Regions from separate parts of the Homo sapiens genome. Here region 2 is linked to region 1. A link is a loop called in an ENCODE intact Hi-C map of the cell type or tissue named here. Cell type or tissue: Caco-2. All regions are shown on one strand. Links, peaks and the distances in the headings refer to the core of each region. The heading gives the core; the rest is flanking DNA.

Region 1 (10,843 bases), core at 1,063-9,062:
CAACAGATTCATTTACCACTATATGTCGATTACCCTGAATTCATGTCTCCAGCCTTCATGTTACTTCTGAATTCCAGTTTTATGTATATAAATACCTGTGCAATATGCTCACTATGTATCTATCCAAAGTACCTCACACTCAACATCTCAAAAACAGAACTTACAAACTTCTCTCCACTCCAGTCCTCCTTTGGTGTTTCATGTAACTGTGAATGGTATTATCCTTCATATAGTTTGATAAGCCCCAAACCAGGAGTCATTGTTGCCACTTCTCTCTTTTATTTCACATAACCAACCATGAAAAAGTCCAGGAATATTTTACTTCTGAATTATCTCTCAGTTCCATCAATTTCCTCCCATTTCCACTGTCAATACTCTAGTCTGCCTCTTATGTGGTCTACTGGAATAGCTCCCTCACTGGTTTCCTCATATCCATTTTTGATCCTTCCAAATTATTTACCAAAGTTAAGCTACCTTGATATATATTTTTAAATTTTTAATTTCAAGATAATTTTAGATTAACGTGCAGTTGTAAGAGATAATACAGAGAGATTTGTTATTCTTTTTACCCAGTTTTGCCCAAATGGTAACATTTTATATAACTGTAGTACAATATCACAATCAGGAAATTAACATTGGTGCAATCCATCTGCCTTACTCAGGTTTCATCAGTTTTATATGCACATGAGTATGTGAGTGTATATTTAGTTCTGAGCAATTTTATTACATCCATACACTCATGAATACTACCACAGTCAAGCTACAGGACAGTTCCATCACAAAAGATCCCTTGCGTTATCCTTTATAGCAACACTCACCTCCATTTCTATCCCAACTCCCTAACTTTGTCATCCACAAGTATGTTCTCAATCCTTACATATTTTTTTCATTTCAAGAGTGCTATATAGATAAGAATCGTAACAGTACATCATCTTGAGATTAGCTTTTTCACCCAATGTAATACCCTTGTGATTAAAACCAGTTATTGTATGCATCAATAATTTATTCTGCTTAGTGCTGAGAGGTATTCCATGGTATAGATATAACAGTTTGCTTAACCACTGACCCACTGAAGAAAATGTGGGTTGTTTCCAGTTTTGGGCTATTACAAATAAAGCTGCTATGTACATTGGTGTAACATAATGTACAGGTGTTGTACAGTTATGTTTCCATCTCTCTGGGATAAATGCCCCAAAGTTTACCCTTTTAAAAAACAACAATGATCATGCCACAGTCCTTCTTAAGTTTGCTCCTCTACTGTCCTTAGGATAAACACAAAAATCCTTAACATGGCCTACCAAGGACCTGTTATCATCAGGCCTTACGTATCTCTTCAACCTCAACCTGGGCTGCTAGTCACCTTTTTCTCTCTGTGCAGCTCTCTTCAGGGACTTCATGCTGTTCCCTCTGCCTGGAATCCTCTTCCACCATCCATCCTTACTTTTTGTTTTTAACCTTCAGGTGTCATCTCAAATGTTACTATTTCAGAGAAGCTTCTCCTGAATTTCCAGACTCAGTTAAATCTTCTTCTTTTATTTGCCCTTAGAGCACATGGTACTTTTATTATATAGTGGTAAGCACAATTTGTAATTACAAGTTATATTGTGAGACCATTTGCTTAGTATCTGTCTTACATTCCCCAGATTATAAGCTCCAGAAGGAGAGAGACTATGTTAATATTCCTTTATTATATATACCTTTAGTATTTAGTAGACACTCAACTTTGTGTCCAGTAAAATTTGGCTGAGGCTTTTAAGACATAGTCCTGGAATCAAGTTCTATCTCTACCATTTATTAGATGTTCTTATAAAATAAATCAAACATGTTAAATCTCAGTTTTCTGATCTGCACAATTAGGATTATAGTAGCATCTACTTAATAGGGTAGTTTTGAAGGTTAAATCAGATAGCCATGAAAAGTATTTAGTCCAGTATCTAAAGCAAGGCAAGCACTCAATAGGTATTTCTTATTGTTATTATTAGTTGAACAAGAAACTAGAGTTTTTGTATTTTTTTTCCTAACTAGGCTTTTGTCCATTATCTTCATTTCTTGCCTGTTCCCCCAGGTTCTGATTCTTGTAACTTTTGAGACTCTGAAAAGGGGCCCTTAGTTTAGATCTTGGATAACCAGTAGGACTACTGGTTCTTACCCCAGGTATATGCTCTCAGACCAGATGTGGCTCTGGTTCCCATTTTCATCTCACTCAGTACTTCCTCCTCTTGTTTTCCAGTCTATGGATGTCAGTGTGGGTAAGAATGCCTCTTCCCTACTCCTAGTTTCCAGATGTTTTCTAAACACTGCTTTCCTCTTGTCTCATTCCTTATAATTCCCCATGGAGGCAAAGTATCCCATTGGTGGGAAAGCCCTTGGTCTATATTTCTCAGGTAGGTAGAACTGATCTATCCAAATTTGTAAGCACAGGAGTTTAACCTCTTTGTCCTTCCTTTTCTACTGAGACTATCGGGAGGTGATGACCTGGAAAGTGTTGCTCATATGCAGATCCACATTTTCCTGTAAGAGAGCTTTTGAAAGGTTTGACTGAAGGGAAGAGAGTCAGCAAACCCATTTCCTCTTTACACTAAGCTATGCTCTTCAACCAACCTTTATAAAAATTTTGGTTCCCTAGCTATCAGTTCTTTTGTCTTATTTTTCAATAGGTTTAGAATTCAAGTGGGGAAAAGTGATGCTATTTATGGGCCCCCTCGAAGATTCCAACACTTTGGTATATGATTTTGCTTGGAATATGATTCTGTTTCTCTTCATCTTTTTTACATTTTAGCCAGTTTTCAAGACTCAGCTGAATCAGTTTTACATGAAACTTTCTAGCCTGCAAGGCTCTTTCATGAATGAAACCCTATGGTACTTCCTGGACTGTATCATTCCTTTTGGAACTTAGTCATTTATTATCTTATGTGCATACACAACGCTCAACAATATAACTGTTTTTCCTAACTCAATTTTAAATTCCTTAAGAGCAAGAAAGGGTCATGTACTTATGGTATATTTATGCTTTAACTATCCAATAAAAATTATTCTTTGTACATAGCATGTTTTTAATAATATCTTAAAGCGTGAATGTGGGGGAGAGTGGCCTACTGACCAGGCTTTGATTTGAAGGCCCAAGGTACAACGGAAATGGCTTAGTAGCTGGATGGTTCCTGAAGAGGTTGTCGCAGTGCAGTGGTGAAAGAAAGAAAAGGTTACTATGGGCATGTCCCTGAGGTGTGTATCAGTGCAAGTCTGTGTATACACACACACACACACACACACACAGTCTCTCTCTCTCTTACATATATATGTAAATAGAACTTAAATCTGTCTTGTGCTGTGTTTTCGCCTTAGTAATACTTTATTTCTCTTATTAAAAATACATGGAACTCACCATCTGATAGGTAGAAAGGCTAAGAGAAATGCAACCAGAGGGAGGTAATATTCCTGGCTATAGTCGATTGGTGTTCAGAGTGTTTTGATTCTCTGAATGAGTCAAAAGATTGAAAAAAAAATAGCCACTCTTATCACTAGGAAAAGAAATGAGGAGGAAGGGTCCTGAAAATGGTGTCTGAGCAATGAAAGACAGTGAATATTTTAAAGATCACAAAATTTAATTTATTCAACCTAAATGCATAAAAGTACAGGTGGGGACATTATTTATGCAGGTATATGCAAATCACTTTATAAAATAGGCAAAGCCCTTCTGCTTTTTATAAGTTGCCAAGGTGGTTCCTGATATTTTAAAAGCTATGCACCTTTAATGTAATTTCCTAAGAGTTGGAATCCCTCTGTCGAAATCATAGTCATTGTCAGAGCAAGTTGATTTTTTTTTTTCCTATCCTCTGGGACATTTACAAGGATCTTATAACCATCACAAAAAGAGTGGTTTCCACAGAGATGTGACTGGAAAAATCCCTTGGAAATTGCTGAGGAGCAAGTCACAGTGTTCAAAGCAAAGAACATAGGCTTTGAAAACATGAACCCATCTGACCTCTTGAATTTAGTACAGTGAATTCCTGAGCTCTGAAACATGGGGCCCGGCTGTGCATGCCATATTGGTGCTATAAGACTGGCAGTAGGTTGGCTGTGGCATGGTCTATTTCAAACTCCTTCACAGTGCCCAGTGTTGCATGTTCCCAGATGACATTTGGTTGGCAGAAGCTGGGCTTCCAAAGCTGGCAGCCTGGAATGCAGCCCACTGTGTTTTGACAAACACATAATTGACCATCTGATCACCAGCCTACGTTCTGCACTCAGGTCACTGGGGGACCTGGGCTTTCAATAGGTCCCTACTCCTCGTCTTGTTCATCTTCCCAAACCTTTCTCCAGAAAGCAATATAGAGAAGGCTTAAACACACCCACGCATATCCTCCCATTTGCAAAAGAGAACATAGTACATGAAACATAAGCTGTTGAAAATTTCCTTTAAATTGTCCTGGCAGCCCAAAGTGAACAAGAGAAAAGCACACTTATGGTGAACTCTAATTCAGAGAGAAGGAATGAATACACTGAATTGTTTCAACACCCGGCTGTGCATAAGTTGCAATTCAGTTCAATGGTTTGGAAATTTTGCTTAGAAAAAGGGAGCAATGAGAAAATGATAGGAAATTGGGGCATTGATTGACTTTAGGGGGGCATTATTTAGAAACTGTTTCATTTTCAGGTGAAAGAAGAGACAAGCAGGACACTGGGAATGTCTTCTCCTTATCTGCCTGCTCCTCCCTCACACCCACTATGGGCAGTAGGAGGCACGCGAGCCTGGTGACCAGGGGGCAGTAGCTCAAAGTGAGGTCATATTCAAATTGAGGTCTTTGCTGAAGATCCCATAAGGATGTATTTTGGTCTGAAATTTGACTCCACACAATGTTTCAGCCTTTCTCCTAGAAGGCAAAGATTATGCAATAGGCCAAGATATGCTGGAATTACACAAAGGTTAATGTCTATTTCAACACTACCAAATAGCCTCTCCCTCCATCCTACCCCTACTGCACAGTTCAGGCCTTTGGCTTTTACCTTTGACCTGGTCTCCCTATTCTGAGTCAGCCTCTCCACTTTCACCAAGTGCTCTTTCTAAAACATACATCTGCTTACAATTCTTCAAAGCCTCCTTGAGCCTGCAGGATCAAGTCCAAACTCCTCTGCACGGCATACAAGGTCCTCCGTATGGCAGGCAAGGTCCCCTGCCTGCTTTCCAGCCCAATCTCATACTACTCTTTCAACCACCATGTTTCAATCACACTGAACTATTCACTCCTCTGAATCTCGCTGCTACTTAACGCCTCCTGATTTTGTAAATGCTCTTACATTTTTCTTGATTATGATCCCCTTTTCTTTCTGCTCTTTCATATCTACCTGGTAAACTGCAATTTACTCTTCTGACTTTAAGACCCAGCCTGGTCACCTTACCACATCCAAGTGGGCACTCCTCCTTCATTCCTCTTACTACGTCTTGTATATACCTGCATTTCAGTGCCTATCATATGCTATAGTCTTTATTCACTTATGTATCTCCCCTATCAGACTGAGATTTCTAACAAAAGAAAGCATTTCTTATTTATCCCGGAGTTTCCAGAACCAAGCACAGTGACTAGCTTTCCATAAATGTTTGTTGAATGAAAACTAAATAAAGAGCTGTACATGATAATTAATCAAAACGAAGCCAAGTAGTAGTGTTAGCTTTTATAAGCATAGTAGGAGCCCATTAGCAATCTAATGAAGGCAGAAGATCCCAGCAGTAAGGCACTTTCTGATGGGTATGGCAGGGGCTGGTGACTGGCTGGGGTGACAGTAAGAGTGAGGGATAAATTCTGTGATGGAGGAAGGTCTTTTTAACAGAGACTGCCACTAAGGCTGTAAATTAACACCCTTTTCAAGACTTAATATTCAATACTGAAAGATATTGTCCTGAGAATAAATCTGAATCTGAATTGTATAGAGACCTAACTTATAAGAACCAAGTTTCCCAAATAAGGTAAGTCTGTGCTACCTGCTTCAAGGTAGCATGGCAGATTATGGAGGGTTCCTCTTTGTTTCTGCTAAACAGTAATGGAATGGGAAATTCTTGGGGGAACATCTGAGAGCTCTTCAGTTCCTATTGAAATCCAGGTCAAATACAGATTGTGATACTGGACTAAATGCACTGCTAAGAGAAGATCGAACAAGCAGAATTCTGTACCTGTTTAGAGGAGGCCATTGAAGAGGCACTTGGAGTCAAAGCACTGGGGAGATAATGTTCTGATCTGTTCTCAAGGGACATTGGACATTTCTTTTCCTTTTGTCGAGCCTCTGGGGCACCACTCTGGAGCCATCAACCATCAACTGTGTCTATGGGATACTTGAGGACAGTAGGACTGTCATAAGCCCGGTCACCCTGCTGATATGAGGGCAGCTTCAAGATTTGGAACAAGCCAAGCAAACATGAAGCCTGGCCCAGGGATGGCACAAGGTCATGGGTATATGAACGGATTATCTGCTCATTATAGGTCACTCCCCCAGCCTTATGTGTGGTTAAAAAATAGGATATCTCTAGAAGCTATGCAACTGATGGCTGATGTAGCATAGAATCAGATTTGCATTTTCCTATGAGCCAGAGACAGCCTTTCAACTACACTTTTTATCTCAAAAGTCTCCCCCTTGATTCCTAATTGGTGACACAGGTCCCCTGTACTGCTTGTGTCTGAGGCTCGCCCTATAGCACTGACGTCACAATAGCTGAGCCGTGCGGGCAGGAGTGCACTGTGCTGACTCATCCCGGTGATGTGAGGATTAATGCCTTGTCTAACACAGAGCTATTATGTGAACTGTTTTTACACAAAAGAACTGTAACAAAAATGATTTGCCAGTCAGAGGACTAGAAATATGCAGTGCTAGGTAACTGAGGGGAGGGCTGTGCAGATATAAAGTGGTAACCATAAGCATGCATATTGACATCCTCCAAAGCATTTACAGACCCACTCTATCAACACTGAAATAGAGAATAACAAGACTTGTCAGGGACAGGTAGGACCCACCCCTGTTGTATAAATGCATTACACACAGCTCCAGTCTTTGGGGAGTTTAATCAATCTCCTTTCTCTGTCAAATAAACTGTCACGTTACACTTTAGCCTTAGCATCCTTTGGAGGATTCTGCCTCCCTAAATATATTTGCCACTATCTTCTAGGAATGTTAGTGGAAGGCACGCATAAACAAAATAGCCATGGGAACCTCCATTCTGTGCAAATGATTATAATACAAGAAATACCTTGGAGTGAAGAGTCAGTGAAGCAAGATATAATGTTGTGAATAAGGAACAGAGCTCACCAGAGAGTGAGAAGCAGCCAGAGGATACCGATAATTATTTATCACATTAGGTGACTATCACTACCTGTAGGATCTTTTGGGTGGTGTCTCTTATAAGTGACTTTGATTATTTGGGTTCATTGGCCTAGAATCTTTTTCAAGCAGTTCAAAATAAAATTTATTTAAACCCATTCAGTGCAGCCTGGTTTGAATTTTAAATAATGAACGTTCTCTTTTTTTTCATATAAAATCGTGTTTTTTTTTCCCCCCGAATACCTTTCCATCTTTTCTAAAAAAGAGTGGTACCTTTATAAACCTTCTGGCACACGTGAATCTGGGATTTCTTTTTTTCCCCTGTAGACTTCATAATTTTGCACAAAAGTTTAGTCTATTTATTTTACAGTCTTGTACTTCTTAGTAAAGGGATATTAGAAATTTTGTCAATAAATGAAAGCTCTGATCTAGAAGTTAAAATTAAAAACTATTGGACCTAGGGATGGGTACATAACTGAAGAATACATAATTGCCCAATGATTGACAGGGGAGCAAAAGCCCAACTGTTGCTGGTATTTGGCTGAATAATGTAAGCTATACTTTAAAAGAGCAGTGACTTTTGCAAACAGCAGCTGCAGCCAAGTAAAGGGCAGCCTTTATAGAAGTACAGTATCTGGGCCACTGGTATTTTCTGCACCCTCATGGATAGCAACTTAGTATTACCACCAACAGCATACACTCCAAACGCAAAAGAAACTAATACACACTACAGAAGCACTAGAAACCACAACAAAGTCAACTAGGAAATATGCCAGTGAAAACCACAATTTCCTAAATCTGACACTTTTTTTTTTAAAGGTAAAGAAATCACTTTTACTTACGTAAAGAGAAGGGGCAGGTCACAGACTGATGGTCAAAGATCTGAAAATCAAAGAAAAAATAAGGAATTAAAAGCAAACCGATATATGATGCAAAACCAATATATAAAAGCAAAATGATACAGTGGGAAGAAAGAAAGCAAATCTAGGCATAGATGGGACTGGTTGTTCCTAAAGGAGCCTATTTTGTCACTTCTAGCCTCAAAATAAAGGAGACCCAGCTTCATAAAAACTTTCTAAAGGTATGACCCCCTGCTATGATGACCAAGACAGTACTTCCCAGCACAAGGAGTGCAAAGACCTTTCTTTGTTCATTTCATTCTAATCTGTATCATATAGGATTTGGTAGAGCTATGTTACCATTTAACAAAATAGCCACTAGCCACATTTGTCTATTTAAATTTAAATTATTTAACATTTAATAAAAAGCTAAACATTTAGTTCCTCAGTCTTGCCAGCTTCATTTCAAGTGCTCAATACCCACATGTGGCTGGTGACTGCCTTACTGGATAGCACAGATAGAAAATGTTTCTATTATTGTAGAAACTTCTATTGGGCAGCACTGACTAGAATAGGTAAAAGCTTTACTATACAGTACATGACCAATTTTAGCTAATTTTGACAAAGATGAGTCAAACCCTGATAAACTTTGTCTCTTTTAAGGTATATTTAGTATGTTTAATGTCCAGAAGTTCCTCTGAACAAATTCAATACATTCGTGTGTAGCTAAGAACTCAGTCCTAAGTTTGCCCCGGACTTGCCTTCTAAAACTGCCTCTACCCCTTCTCACCAGCCTAGAATGTCCCCTCTATGGTGGAAAATAATCTGATAAAGTGATTTTAAACAAAGCTTCTCTCCCACCAAACACAACTCTGTTTGGTGATGAAAATTTCAGATGAAATGATGAAAATTTTAGATTTTGGAGAAGCTGACCCTAACAGTGTTCTTGTTCTATGTTTAAAATCTGATATTTCACTCTTTAAATTACAAGCCAGGCTAGGCGCGGTGGCTCACGCCTGTAAATCCCAGCACTTTGGGAGGCCAAGGTGGGTGGATCACTTGAGGTCAGGAGTTCGAGACCAGCCTGGCCAAAATGGTGGAACCCTGTTTCTACTAAAACTACAAAAATTAGCCAGGCATGGTGGCGGGCGCCTGTAATCCCAGCTACTTGGGAGGCCGAGGCAGGAGAATTGCTTGAACCTGGGAGGCGGAGGTTGCAGTGAGCCCACATCACGCCACTGCACTCCAGCCTGGGTGACAAGAGCAAAACTCCGTCAAAAAAAAAAAAATCACAGGCCAAAAAAAAAAAAAACTATTATAGGACTGGTCTGCCCATCATTGTGCTTTGTTTTTTTTTCTTTCTTTTTTTTTTTTTTTTGAGATGAACTCTCCCTCTGTCACCCAGGCTGGAGTGCAGTGGCACGATCTTGGCTCACTGCAACCTCTGCCTCCTGAGTTTAAGCGATTCTCCTGCTTCAGCCTCCTGAGTAGCTGGGACTACAGGCACGCACCACCACACCCAGCTAATTTTTGTAGTTTTAGTAGAAATGGGGTTTGCCATATTGGCCAGGCTGGTCTCAAACTCCTGAACTCAGGTGATCCACCCACCTTGGCCTCCCAAAGTGCTGGAATTACAAGTGTGAGCCACCGTGCCCAGACCCATCAGTGTTTTGATAGCTTCTCTTAGAAGGATAAAACTGAAGTAGGAGGAGAGCCATGACAAATTAATAAACCAAAAAAAGATACTGAGAAAACAAAGCAGGTCCCCCTACCTCTAGCCCACTTAAATATATCAAGAATTTAATACAGGGTGATTCAATCTTGCCTCTCTGACACCATGATTTTAACAACTTCACATAAGGCCTCCAGAAATATGCAAAACAAACTTCACTAAAGGAGATCAAGTAGAAGGACCTGATTAAGTATCTTTGCATTGAAAAGGCTAAAGCAGAAAACCAGCAATTAAAGACATCACCCTTCCTGGAAAGTTTCTGGGACAACTGCACTATTGTAGAGATTTCTTCAAAGAAATGATTTCCCTTTGTGGTCAATGTGAAACCTTGCTCAAGTACATGCAGGTGTACTTGATGCAGGATGGTGACAAGACGAGTTAAGATGAAAATCTCCAGCCTGGATTATTATAATGCTAATACAAGAGAGGCTGGAGATCTCCAATGCTTTCAAATTGTTTCACAAAATTCATGAGTTTAATGAAAATTTTAGGCAAGAGAATTAGATTATGTATGATTCATTGAAAGCACATACAAATTTGAAATATATATATAACACTGACTAGTCTTCAAAGATTTTAAAGCTCTAAGTTTTGCTATATTCTAGTCTTCTCTGCAAGCCAGGATATTAGACTATGGCACAGGGGCATATTTTCTTACCATTTTCCTCCCTCCCTCTCTCCTTTCTTCCTTCCCTCCCTCCCTCCCTCCTTTCTTACATTCCTCTCTCTCTATTTCTCTTTCTTTCTTTCCCTCTCCTTTTTTGAACTTGCTGTCTTCTCTAACCTTGGGGAGAAGAAGAAAATATTATTAGCAATTTTCTATGAAATATGTTCAATGATCATTTTTCTGTTGCATGTTATAAACCCAATAACTCTCAACAATATTATGCTCTTCTAAAATTATACCTAGTGTTTATGTTCTTATATCTAAACACATAACTTTCTTTTCTAAATTTCAAGGTGCATT
Region 2 (10,843 bases), core at 1,785-9,784, 130 kb before region 1:
TGTGGTCTAAGACACACTGGTGTTTTGTTCTTGAAGTACAGGATTGATGTTCTGAAACCTAGGCTCTAACACAAAGGAGATCATTAGCTCATTTTAAGTGTCTCTTTTCTTCCCTCCCAGCCTCCTCCTACCCACCCCAATACTTCCTTAGTCCTAAGCACTGGCAGCAGATGGCAACCATATTCCAAAGCTGAGTATACATAAAATAGTGCCATGGAGAACAGAGTGGCTTCAAAGTTAGCCTTTCTATTCAAGTGGGATGGCGGGGACTTCTGGAGGAGTGAACTCATCTCTCATTCATTTAATCCTCTATTCATTCAGCCAGGAATTTGTTTTCCTACACATCCATCTACTGTCCAGCCAGTTGAGGGAGGGTGGGCATGAAGCATCTCTCTTGAGGGCCCTTCCAGCAGGAGGGCACTAAGATTTCTATGCCAAGCTCTTGTTTCCCTGGGCCAGCTCTGCCTGCTGCTGATCAAATCATGCCATTCCTGTAAGAGGAGCTTGGGAACACAGTGTGTAGGGGGTGGATTTCTCAAGAACTATCTCCTTGCTAGACTGACAGTCACATGCTGTATTCCCTAGACAAAGATTAGACCCAGGAAAAAGATGAAACAAGGAGGAGGATGTGGGGTTGCAGAAAACTGTGCAGGATGTTACAGTAACGGGAGGTGGGAGTGGGAAAACCTTTCCTTTTTGTTGTTTCAAGGTTTGCTAGAGCTTTTGCCTAATCATCTGTTTGAGCATCTTGAAAATAAGTATCTATTTCCATGGTATCTATCAAAAACAGGCACCAGATTATACTACAAAGTTGACCTGCCATATTGCTATTAGAATTAAAACATGTAGCAGCTTACATTCAAAAGAAAGCTTTTCTGTTTCCCCAGCATGAAAAGCAGAGGGTATTTGTGATACACTTTGTTTTGTAGGTCTGCTGAATGAAAAAAATAATCGGGTAAAAAATTAGTACCTATATTTTCACAAATGGGCATAATGCTTACAAATGCACTACATCATTATTTTAGCTTCATTCTCCCCACAACATTCATTTATTCATTCAACAAACATTTGCTGAGCACCTACTCCTAATTTGTGTAAGCACTTTGCTGGGTGCTAGGGATTCAGCAGTGGACAAGGTAAACAAGATTCCGCCCTCCTGAATTCTGTCACCTGGCCAAAATAAACATTTAACAAGTACGCTGCTAGAATTTTACTTGAGAAAAAGGAATAATTCATCTTACCTAGTATTTCTTCTGAATCTTTCTTAAACATATTTCTTGAAGGTCCAGACTCCTTTAACTAAGAAGTTCTATCTTAAATCTCTCTCTTTCCATTGTTATATTCATTCCTTTCTTGGTTACAATGTGGAGAGTTCAGATTGCAACTGCTATCATTTCTGGGGGGAATGGGGGTGGGACTGTAACCCTGAGAATCCTTGCTTTTCAAACTACACATATATTTTCTCTGTAAATATTGTACCATCTAATTTGCGTCTTTGGATTTTGTTGATTAGCCATCAACATGTGATTTAAGGAATACTGCATATGAGATGCAGAAATCATGACTCAGTAAGTTATTATTTTAAAGCTCTATTTTGGGATTTATACAGACTTGTGTACAGTCTAGTTTGGCTTTCAATCTAATCTGCAACTATTACTAGGAGGCTTTTAGATCAAGTTCCATACCCATGTGTCTCTGGAATTCTACAGTGAGAAGCAAAAGTGCTCAGGAGTTAAGAGAAGCAGACGTCCGAAATTATCTCCATGCATTACCAAAAACCGTGGGCACCACGGCACGGGGAAAACTTACCAGGTACAATGAGCCAGTGACTGTTACTGAATTTCTTAAGATTACACTTTTCCCAACTACTGCAGACTGCTTCAGAATAGAAGAAGGTAAGTAAGCAGGGTGATTACAAGCAATCCTCCTCGGAAGTGAAACTCACTCTTCTAAGTTTACCTCTGTTTTGAATTATTTCAGACAACTCTCATGCCATCAAGCCGACGGACTTTCAAAAAAATAAAAGATGCATTTCTTTACTTGTAAGTATTTGTCTTTGCAAAGGGCTCTCTGATATGGTAGCACAGAAGTTTGCACATTCTAAGGATCTGATGTTTTGCCCTCTTCGGGTATCCCGGCTGGAAGGAGCTACGGTGAAAGGGCACCTAAGGTGAATGGACAGATTGTAGATGGGTGCACACAGGAAAATGTACAGCTCCTACAATGTATTCTGAGGTAAGAGAGCACACAAGTCCATTCCCTATAATTTGAAAATCTCTCTTCTTTTTTTATTTTTTAGAGACAGGATCTCACTCTGTCACCCAGGGTGGAATGCAGTGGGATGATCATGGCTCACTGAAGCCTTAACTTCCTGGGCTCAGGTGATCCTCCCACCTCAAATTCCCAAGTAGCTGGACTACAAGTGCACACCACTATGCCCCGCTAACTGTTTTGTAGAGATGGGGTTTCACTATGTTGCTGAGGCTGGTCTCAAACTCCTGGGCTCAAGTGATAAATCCACACTGGCCTCCCAAAGTGTTGGGATTACAGGCGTGAGCCACCATGCCCAGCGTGAAAATCTCTTATTGACTAGAATGCACTTGAAGACAAAAAGGAACTTAACAGGTTAACACTAGAATGTAATGCTATAATATTAATAACACTCTAACCCTTCCCTATACCAAGAAGACAACATTCAGAGAGATTTGAAACTTCTTTCAGCCCCAGTTTCCTTATCTGTAAATGGGGTGTTTTGTAATAAGATTATGCATATTAGTCCTCTTTCATTTTTAGGAAAAAAAAACATACAAATGGGGGAATAAAAGAAGGCAAAGAGATAATGGAGAAACTTCCCAGTCTATTCAGGCCTGAATCCAAGAAGGGACAAGAAGAAGGGCACTGGCTTTTCCTCGAAGTGAAGGATGTAACTGTCTTACACACAATCTCCTCCCATAGATCTAGGGCTTTTCAGCCTCAGTCGTTCTCAGGGGGAAAGGATGGGGACCTGCAACAACTTTCACTTAGGCTGCATCAATTTTAGTTCATATTAATAATTTTCAAGCACTTAAAACTGTAGCCGACACTCAAATTCACGGAGCGCTGGCTGTTTTTCTGGTGCTGCTTTAAGGGCTTTACATGTAGTGTTCCATCGAATCCTTCTAATAACCCTATGAGATGCATACTATTTTTATTCTCATTATGCAATTATGCACATGAGGAAATGGAAACATAGGGAGGTTAATTAAAGGCACATAAAATGCATTCATAGGCTGAAGTTCATGTTAAAAAGAGCAAATAAGTAGACCATGGGGGTGAGAAAATATTTTCTGAATATTGGAAAACAACACATAGCCCCAGTCTTAGTCCATTAGCAACATGTTCAAGAAATAGCTTTAGCAGTCTGTTATCATACCTGCCCCCACCCTGAAGGCATATCGGAGGGACCCGAGAGGACATCAGGAGCCATTCTGCATTGGGATGTTCACAGGGACCTCTCCTCATTGCTTCTAAGTTCACTCTTGGGTGCCAGGTTTGAGGGTGCAGATTCTGATTAGGATATGTCCTGGGGAAGTGGCTTTTTCCTTCTGTTAGTTCTCTGACCCTAATGTAACAAAATCTTTAAACCTGTGTCCCAGAACAACACGCAGGAAAGAATATGAACCTCTAAAAGAAAGGCCCAGTAATGGTACCAGTAGAGTCCAAGGCCTCCAGGTCAAGAACTCCTGCTCTGGAGCAGGGCTGGAAGTGGGGGCACGCTTTGCCTGTATCACTGCCCAGTGAAACCAGGCCTGCTTTGCAGTGCCTGTTAGCATGTCAACCCAGGATTACTTAGGCCACTTCAGGAATCCCAGGATCTAGTCACCCATCTGGGACCTTTAGGTCAGGAAGAAAATGGAATGGGCTAGATTTATGAAAATTGGAAAAAATCCAGTCAGGTGTACCTATAAAGACCTACAGTATTTCCCTGAGAAAATGACATGTATCCTTTACCCTGGGGTTAACTTCTAAAAGTTTTAGTTTAGAATTTGCATGTGTCTTTTCCATTAGACACAGAGTTATCTTTTGTAGTTCAAACTTATATGCACCTTTCTTTCATTGTCTCCTTTACATCTAAATACCTGGTTAAGATATGAGGCAAAGAGATAATCAGTGATTATATAGGGAAGAACGTGATTACAGTAAAAAATTGAAGGACAAAGTTAATTCAGTTACTGCTTTTTGAAATTCTTTGTAGTATTCTACATGCCACACCAAGCTTTTTTAAAAATTCTGTACTCTTTGGTCTAATATCTTGGTATAAAACTGATAACATAACCAAGCTAAAACTAGTGAGGATAAATAAGTAGGAGGAAACTCATTTTTAGAATTGGAGAGGAAAGGAAAAAACTCCTCAAGGTCAATTTTGACATCAACTATAAATTCATTTGGCCTTGTGAAATTATAAAGACTCATGTTCAACATTGTTCCATGTGGTTGTTTATATAATTTTCAGTAGTGACAAAATAATCTCCTTATTTAGTTTTACAGGTAATTTAATAGTAGAACAAAGTATCGTTTGATTCAGTTGGTTCCAGATCACCATCCTACAGTAGAAGTATATCAGATACTTTTGTGTACAGGTGGGATTGGCCTTTGGAATGTCTTGGACCATCACAGAAAGCAGCATACTTTAAGTAAACAAATTGAAACCCTCCCTACAAATAATGAATTTGAGGATGTCCCATGACAATGAAGGTGGCCTTGAGAACAACACATAGGTTTGTTATTAGTAATTACAGAGCTACCTGAATTGGGCATATCATGAAAGAAGTACACAGAACATGGCTTTTAAAGAATTATGCTTTGTCATTTCAAAAACAATTGTTTTTAAAAATTGTTTTAAAAATTGTTAAGATGATTTAAATGTTCAAAGTGTATGACACCTATCCTCTGCTTAGTGTTCAGAGGTTACTGAGGGTAAGGAACTGAGTTAATATTTGTGAAGTAATAATACTTGTAAAACATTATTTCTCATAAAAAATAATAGAAAGCAATGTTGAGAAGAAGTAGAGAAAGAACCAGTATAATATAATTACTGCCTCACTGGGCTTGGGTAGTGCCTTCAAATTCCTTTCACATATATTTACCATTCCAATTGCCCTGTGAAATGGAAGATCTAATTCCTTCTCACTTTGCCTATTTAATTGCAGAGTCTCCCTTAACACTGGTTTTTCTCAGTCTATAATGGGCTAGGAACTCTTGTATCATAAAAATATTCATTACTCCACTTTTGAGTTACCCATTCATTATTTCTTTTTAAAACATTAAACTTGTACTTTGTAATAGTTGCTTTCCCATTTATCCTATGTTTGCTCCTGAACCCCTCTTTATGGTCTTTTTTGTGACACATCTGATTCTGTTTTCTTGACAACAATCAGGAGGCTAGTAATCCCAAAACCTAAGGTAATCTTTTCCTAGGTCTCTCCCTCGTTGGTGTCTGTGGCACCTGATACTGACTGCTGATCCTTCCTCTCCCTGATGGTCTCTCTGCACTATCCTGGTTTTTCTCCTATCCCTTAGAACTCTCTTTTCTTTTCCTCTATTTATTCATTCTTCATTCTCTTTCTTATCACTCATGTAAATATTTCCCAAGGTTTTGCTTTCCTTTTTTCTCTCAACAAAGACTTCTTTGAAGTTTACTCCCATATTTATGGCTTATAGTGCTCTTGGCCAAAGTGTTTGCTAGTCCTAATCTCACGCATTCCTGCTGTGCCCCAGGACCCTGTTTGTAACTCAGTGTTAGTTGTCTCCACTGGGAACACCTGTGGTAGCTCATACTCGGCACTATATAAAATGGAATTCAATTTGATTCCTTTAAATGCTTTTCATCTTTACTTGATACCTTGGAGTTATCTTTGATAACTGCCTTTGTTGTAACTAACACTCAGCTCCCAGAGCTGTCTACCCTCATCCACAAAATCTGTTGCACCTGGATCCTCCCCATTCCTCCTATTACCGCCCCCTTCAGGTCACCAATAGTGTGAAATACTGACAGTGCTGTCTGGACCCTCTCCTTCCTCCAGTTGCTCCTTCTCACATCCAGGCTGCCAAATTAGATCTTCTCAAAATCTTGCTCATGGTAGGCCCTACTTAACACCCTTCCACAGCTCTGCAACAGAGGTGCAAACCCCTCATACCTAGTCCTGATGCCTCATTTCCAGTCTTTCAAAAGAGCTCAAATGGAGCCATGTCTAATAAACCTACCTAGATATTACTGTTAACTGGATTAAAATATACTTTACAAACTTTCTAAATTCTCAGATACTGGTGATGTGAGGATACATATTGTTTTAAGATTCTTGGTGGTGGGGTCTGTTTTTCTCCACCTTTGTGTCCTCATGGAACTCACTGTAGTGACAGGCACAAAAGATATATTCTATACATACTTGCTGAGTGAGTGAATCAATGCTCCGGTGGGTCTCTGTGTATGGGGACATATCTTTAACCACGCTGCATGGAAGTTGTTTGTGAATGTTATTTGATCTTCTCTACAAGACTCTAAGTCTCTGAGCCTAGGGCTCCAGTTTATAAAACTGCGTCCTGCACAATACTTAGCCTGTGGTCCTCCACATTGAAAGCATCCACTATATTGATGGATGAATAGTCCTGACTCCTTTCTGTTCAGAGAACATTAAGTTTGTCCAGAAGCAGACTTAGTAACAAGCAGCATAAATGGTGGGAGAAAGGGCAGGGTTCTGTTTCTGACTCTGTCATTCATTATGCTGGGAAACTTTCGTTATAACACTTGTGTTATTTGGGCCTCAGTTTTCTCATGTGTACAATAATGGGTATAGACCAGGTAACCTTTAATCTTGCACTGCTGATAAAAAGTTAGAACTGGCACACATTCCTCAGAGAGAACAAATGATTCAGAGGCAGAAGAAAAGCAAAAAAGAAAGCAAAAAAAAAAAAAGGGATTCTGCTGATGAAGTAATAAGGTATGTGATTATGGTACCTAGTGTGAGGTGACTGGTGGAAAGATCCGACTTGAAATTTCCTTAAAGCAAGAAGTCCTTAAAGAATCCTCATGCTTGCTCTCAATCAATCCTAAATGATCCAACTCTAAGGGCAGTAGTGCATGTGGCCTCTTTTATTTTAAGTAAGGATGTGAGAAGTCTTGACAGATATGGAGAAGCACTAATTTTATATAATGAAATCTGCCATGAACAGAGGAAGCACACATGAAACTGTCACTAGCAGCTGTAGATAAGAATTAAAGATGTATTCCTGCATGGGATGAGATGGCAAGATGAAGAACAGAACCGTGAAAATCAGCATTGGGCCCTAACAATTACATGTGGATAATCATATCTATGCACTGTTTGGGAGAGCAATATGACACAGTGTAACTTGAGCCAATGGGCATTGAGACCAGACTTGCCAAGGGACCTGGGAGGATTTTATAAGAGGACAGACTGTTAGAGTCGGGAAGGGCCACAAATCCATGACAAAGTTCCAGCATGACACCTGTAGGTGACTCTGGCTCCATGAATGAACTTTTCTCAACAATTAGTTATTCTGAGCCAGGTGTGGTGGCTCATGCCTGTAATCCCAGCACTTTGGGAGGCCGAGGCAGACGGATTGCTTGAGCTCAGGATTCGAGACCAGCCTGGGCAACATGATCAAATCTCACCTCTAAAATACAAACAAACAAAAAACCCCCCAAAAAACTAGCTGGCTGTGGTGGCACAAGTCTATGTTCCCAGCTACTCAGGAGGCTGGGTGGGAGGATTGCTTGAGCCCAGGAGGCAGAGGTGGCAGTGAGCTGAGATTGCACTGCTGTACTCCAGCCTGGGCAACAGAGCCAGACCCTGTTTAAACAAAAAAGAAAAATAAAAAGAAAATTTATTTTGTGATTTACTGATCAAAATCATCACTAGGTCCTTCAGAATACTTTCTTTTTTTTTCCTGAGATGCAGTCTTGCTCTGTCACTAGGCTAGAGTGCAGTGGTGCAATCTCGGCTCACTGCAACCTCCGCCTCCTGGGTTCAAGCGATTCTCCTACCTCAGCCTCCCAAGTAGCTGGGACTAGAGGCACGTGCCACCATGCCCAGCTAATTTTTCTATTTTTAGTAGAGACAGGGTTTCACCATTTGGCCAGGATGGTCTCGATCTCTTGACCTCATGATCTGGCCGCCTTGGTCTCCCAAAGTGCGGGGATTACAGGCGTGAGCCACTGCGCCTTGCCCCCTCAGAATACTTTCTTACTTTGACTGGCTGTGTGGAAGGAAGGGTTCTTTTGCCTATTAGAAAATAAGTAGATGTCTTGCTTTATTATATATTTGGAAAGCAAATGTCTCTGAAATGGATATAGGATTCAGCTCAGCTGAATTATAACAATAGACAATGTTACCCAAATACAAATCTTCCCATGATTAAAATGAGGCAAAGTATAAGAAGGCCTCAGTGTCATAACTGAACTGTTCTGTTTTCTGAAAACTCTGCGCTCTGTTTGTGCCTCTATGGTTTTGCTTCTTTCTATTCCTTCTGCCTGGAATGCCATTACTTCTGCCTTCTACTTTACAAATGCCCACTCCTTTATGATCCAGTTTAATTTCATTTTTGGTGTGGAGCTCTTTCCACTTCAAGAGGCTCTTTCCTCGGGGGCTCTGTAGCATTTTGTGCATACTGGAACACTTTAATTCTGCATTTATATTTACCCCGTTATGTTCCAAAGTGTGGGGATGGGGTCTTATTCCTATCTTCGTCCCTAATCTTAGCTGAGGACTTGGTGCAGAATGAGGGATCTGATAACATTTGATCAATGACTGAATTAATGACTAAATGAATGAATGAATAAGAACGACTACCAGAAATTACTGCATTAAGTGACTATGGAAGAAACCCAGTTAAATTGGTGTTGTAGGGAAATAATAAGTTTTATAAAAAGAGGGCCAATTTAAAAAATAGAGGTAGATTAAGATACAAAGTTTCAAGACCTGTGCTTTTTTAAAATAAGTGTGTCCCCAAATGCACAAAGTGGAAACTCTAGGAAATTAGAGCAAATAAAAAAAACGAACTGGCCTTCCAATGTATAAGTGCTGGACTAAGCACTAAAATCTCTAAATAAAGGGTATAAAAGGTAACGAAAAAATTCCAAAGAGATTATATATCAATTAACTAAGAGGCAGAAAGGTGACTTTTTAAAACGGGAAAGACTATCTTTAATGACAGGAAATCCACATTTAACAGATGAGGGGCTTACTTGGCAATGAAATGACAGAAAAACAGTTTAAATGAAAAGATAAATATATAATTCCTTACAGAACATAGAATAAAGCAGAATGCAGAACACTGGGGGCAACGAGAGCACTTAGTTGTACCAAAGACACTCTATTACTGCTTAACTGATACGGAATTTATTAGAAAATTAATAACAAGCCATTGGATAGTAACTGTCTGTGGTTGTTATTCCATTCCATTTTGGCTATATTTTCTCTGCAAATTAGTGTGACCCTAAAATGTTTTCAGGATTGTCCAACTTGTCCTAAATTCCATAAATAAACTCTTTCAGAGGATGCTGTTTTTTGCCATGTCTCTATTACGGTTCTTCACAGATGGACCATTTTTGTCCTTCCAAAGTCTAAGAATAACTCTTTCAGTTATCAAGACATACCAAAATCCAGTTCAGCTGCTCCTGTGGGATTCCAGTTAGTTTAGACACATCTGCTGAGATACATGCATTTGAATCCAAATGAAGCTTTTGTTTGATTATACATTTTGAACATTTATGGAGGTTTTCTGGGGCCAAAATGTTTTTCATTTTTTGGCACACCAAACAGAGATCTTCAGTTATAAACACTGCCTTCTGAGCACCTCCAACAGAAATCCAATCTTTTCATGTGAACAGGTGCCTCAGGAAGTTTTTGGAAGGTTTTACACTGAATCAGCTTTCCGATTGGAAACTTTCTGAACATGCAGTCAAATTTGCCAAAGAGACCTTCAAACTTGCTTGAGCAGTTTTCACTCATACAGACATACATTCACACATACAGACAGCCCAAGTAAAAGCAAATCAGAGCCCTGTAAAACTGAAGTATTTTTCTTAAAGGTTAAATATCATATGCAACCAAACTGAACAAAAAGAAATACACAACAGGAGACAGAATGAACGGATAGCACGAGGTTCTTCATTGAGCGTGTCTGCCTTAAAGCCTTACCTAGAGTTTAAGCTATACATCCTTTCAGTAAAGTTTTTTATTTCATCTGGTTTCAAATATATACTCAAGCATTCGCATTTTTAAACACGGCACCATAGAGTATTGCTACTAACGCCTTTCAATCACAAACCCGTTCAAACAGTTATTTTGAAACACTGCCTTCTCTAACACAAATGGGTAAACCAGATTTAAATGTAAAGGAAGAAAAAAAATTACTCTTTAAGTCAGGGGTTCTTTAGCAAAGCCCTCATCTTACCTGATTCCCTATAACTTTTACTTTCCAGTTTGAATACAGCATAGACTAAAAAGTTGTTATAGAGTAAAATAACTTTTTAAGCCTTAAGCCTATAAGTTTTTACAGAGTAAAATCACTCCCCCAGTGGGCATGCCTGCAATTCAAGGGGAAATCTGCTTTCAAGTTGTTCTAATGGCCCCGAACCAGATGCTCTAAGATGGCCAGAAACCTTTGTCTACACCCACTTAGCAGATTTCTGGCTCGTTATCAGGGACTAAAAGGTTTATTCACAGAAATGAATAATTTCCTTCGAAATATCCCTTACCCTATTTACATGCTTGCATATTCCTTCCATTTTGTTTTCCCCCTACAGCTTTACTAAGGGAATTAATTATCTGGAAGAACAGGA

Evidence for each region. Hi-C counts contacts between places; a loop is a spot of excess contacts. Peaks named below come from ENCODE experiments on the same cell type or tissue, not always from the same donor. Only the 100,000 strongest peaks of a DNase experiment are listed, where the experiment ranks them.
Region 2: a loop joins it to region 1, with 2.8 times the contacts of the local background. A loop is called at or near these places in 2 of 110 quality-filtered maps.

Annotation. Positions count from the first base shown.
Region 1 is chr3:114,492,205-114,503,047 of GRCh38, forward strand. It overlaps ZBTB20 (zinc finger and BTB domain containing 20), which reads right to left. Exons shown (of 12, transcript NM_001348800.3): 7 at 8,148-8,187. All of the region lies in intron 1 of ZBTB20-AS5 (ZBTB20 antisense RNA 5), which reads left to right. Among named protein-coding and RNA genes, the nearest start is that of ZBTB20-AS5, 44 kb to the left of the region's middle. In Caco-2, for the core only: no CTCF peak of the experiment used is centred there; DNase peaks (open chromatin) are centred at 4,747, 5,007 and 6,717.
Region 2 is chr3:114,364,987-114,375,829 of GRCh38, forward strand. The region is part of intron 10 of ZBTB20 (zinc finger and BTB domain containing 20); the gene reads right to left. ZBTB20-AS1 (ZBTB20 antisense RNA 1) reads left to right here. Exons shown (of 9, transcript NR_038993.1): 5 at 1,710-1,895; 6 at 1,981-2,235; 7 at 10,808-10,843. Among named protein-coding and RNA genes, the nearest start is that of ZBTB20-AS1, 19 kb to the left of the region's middle. In Caco-2, for the core only: CTCF peaks have their summits at 6,021 (motif pointing left) and 6,220; a DNase peak (open chromatin) is centred at 5,755.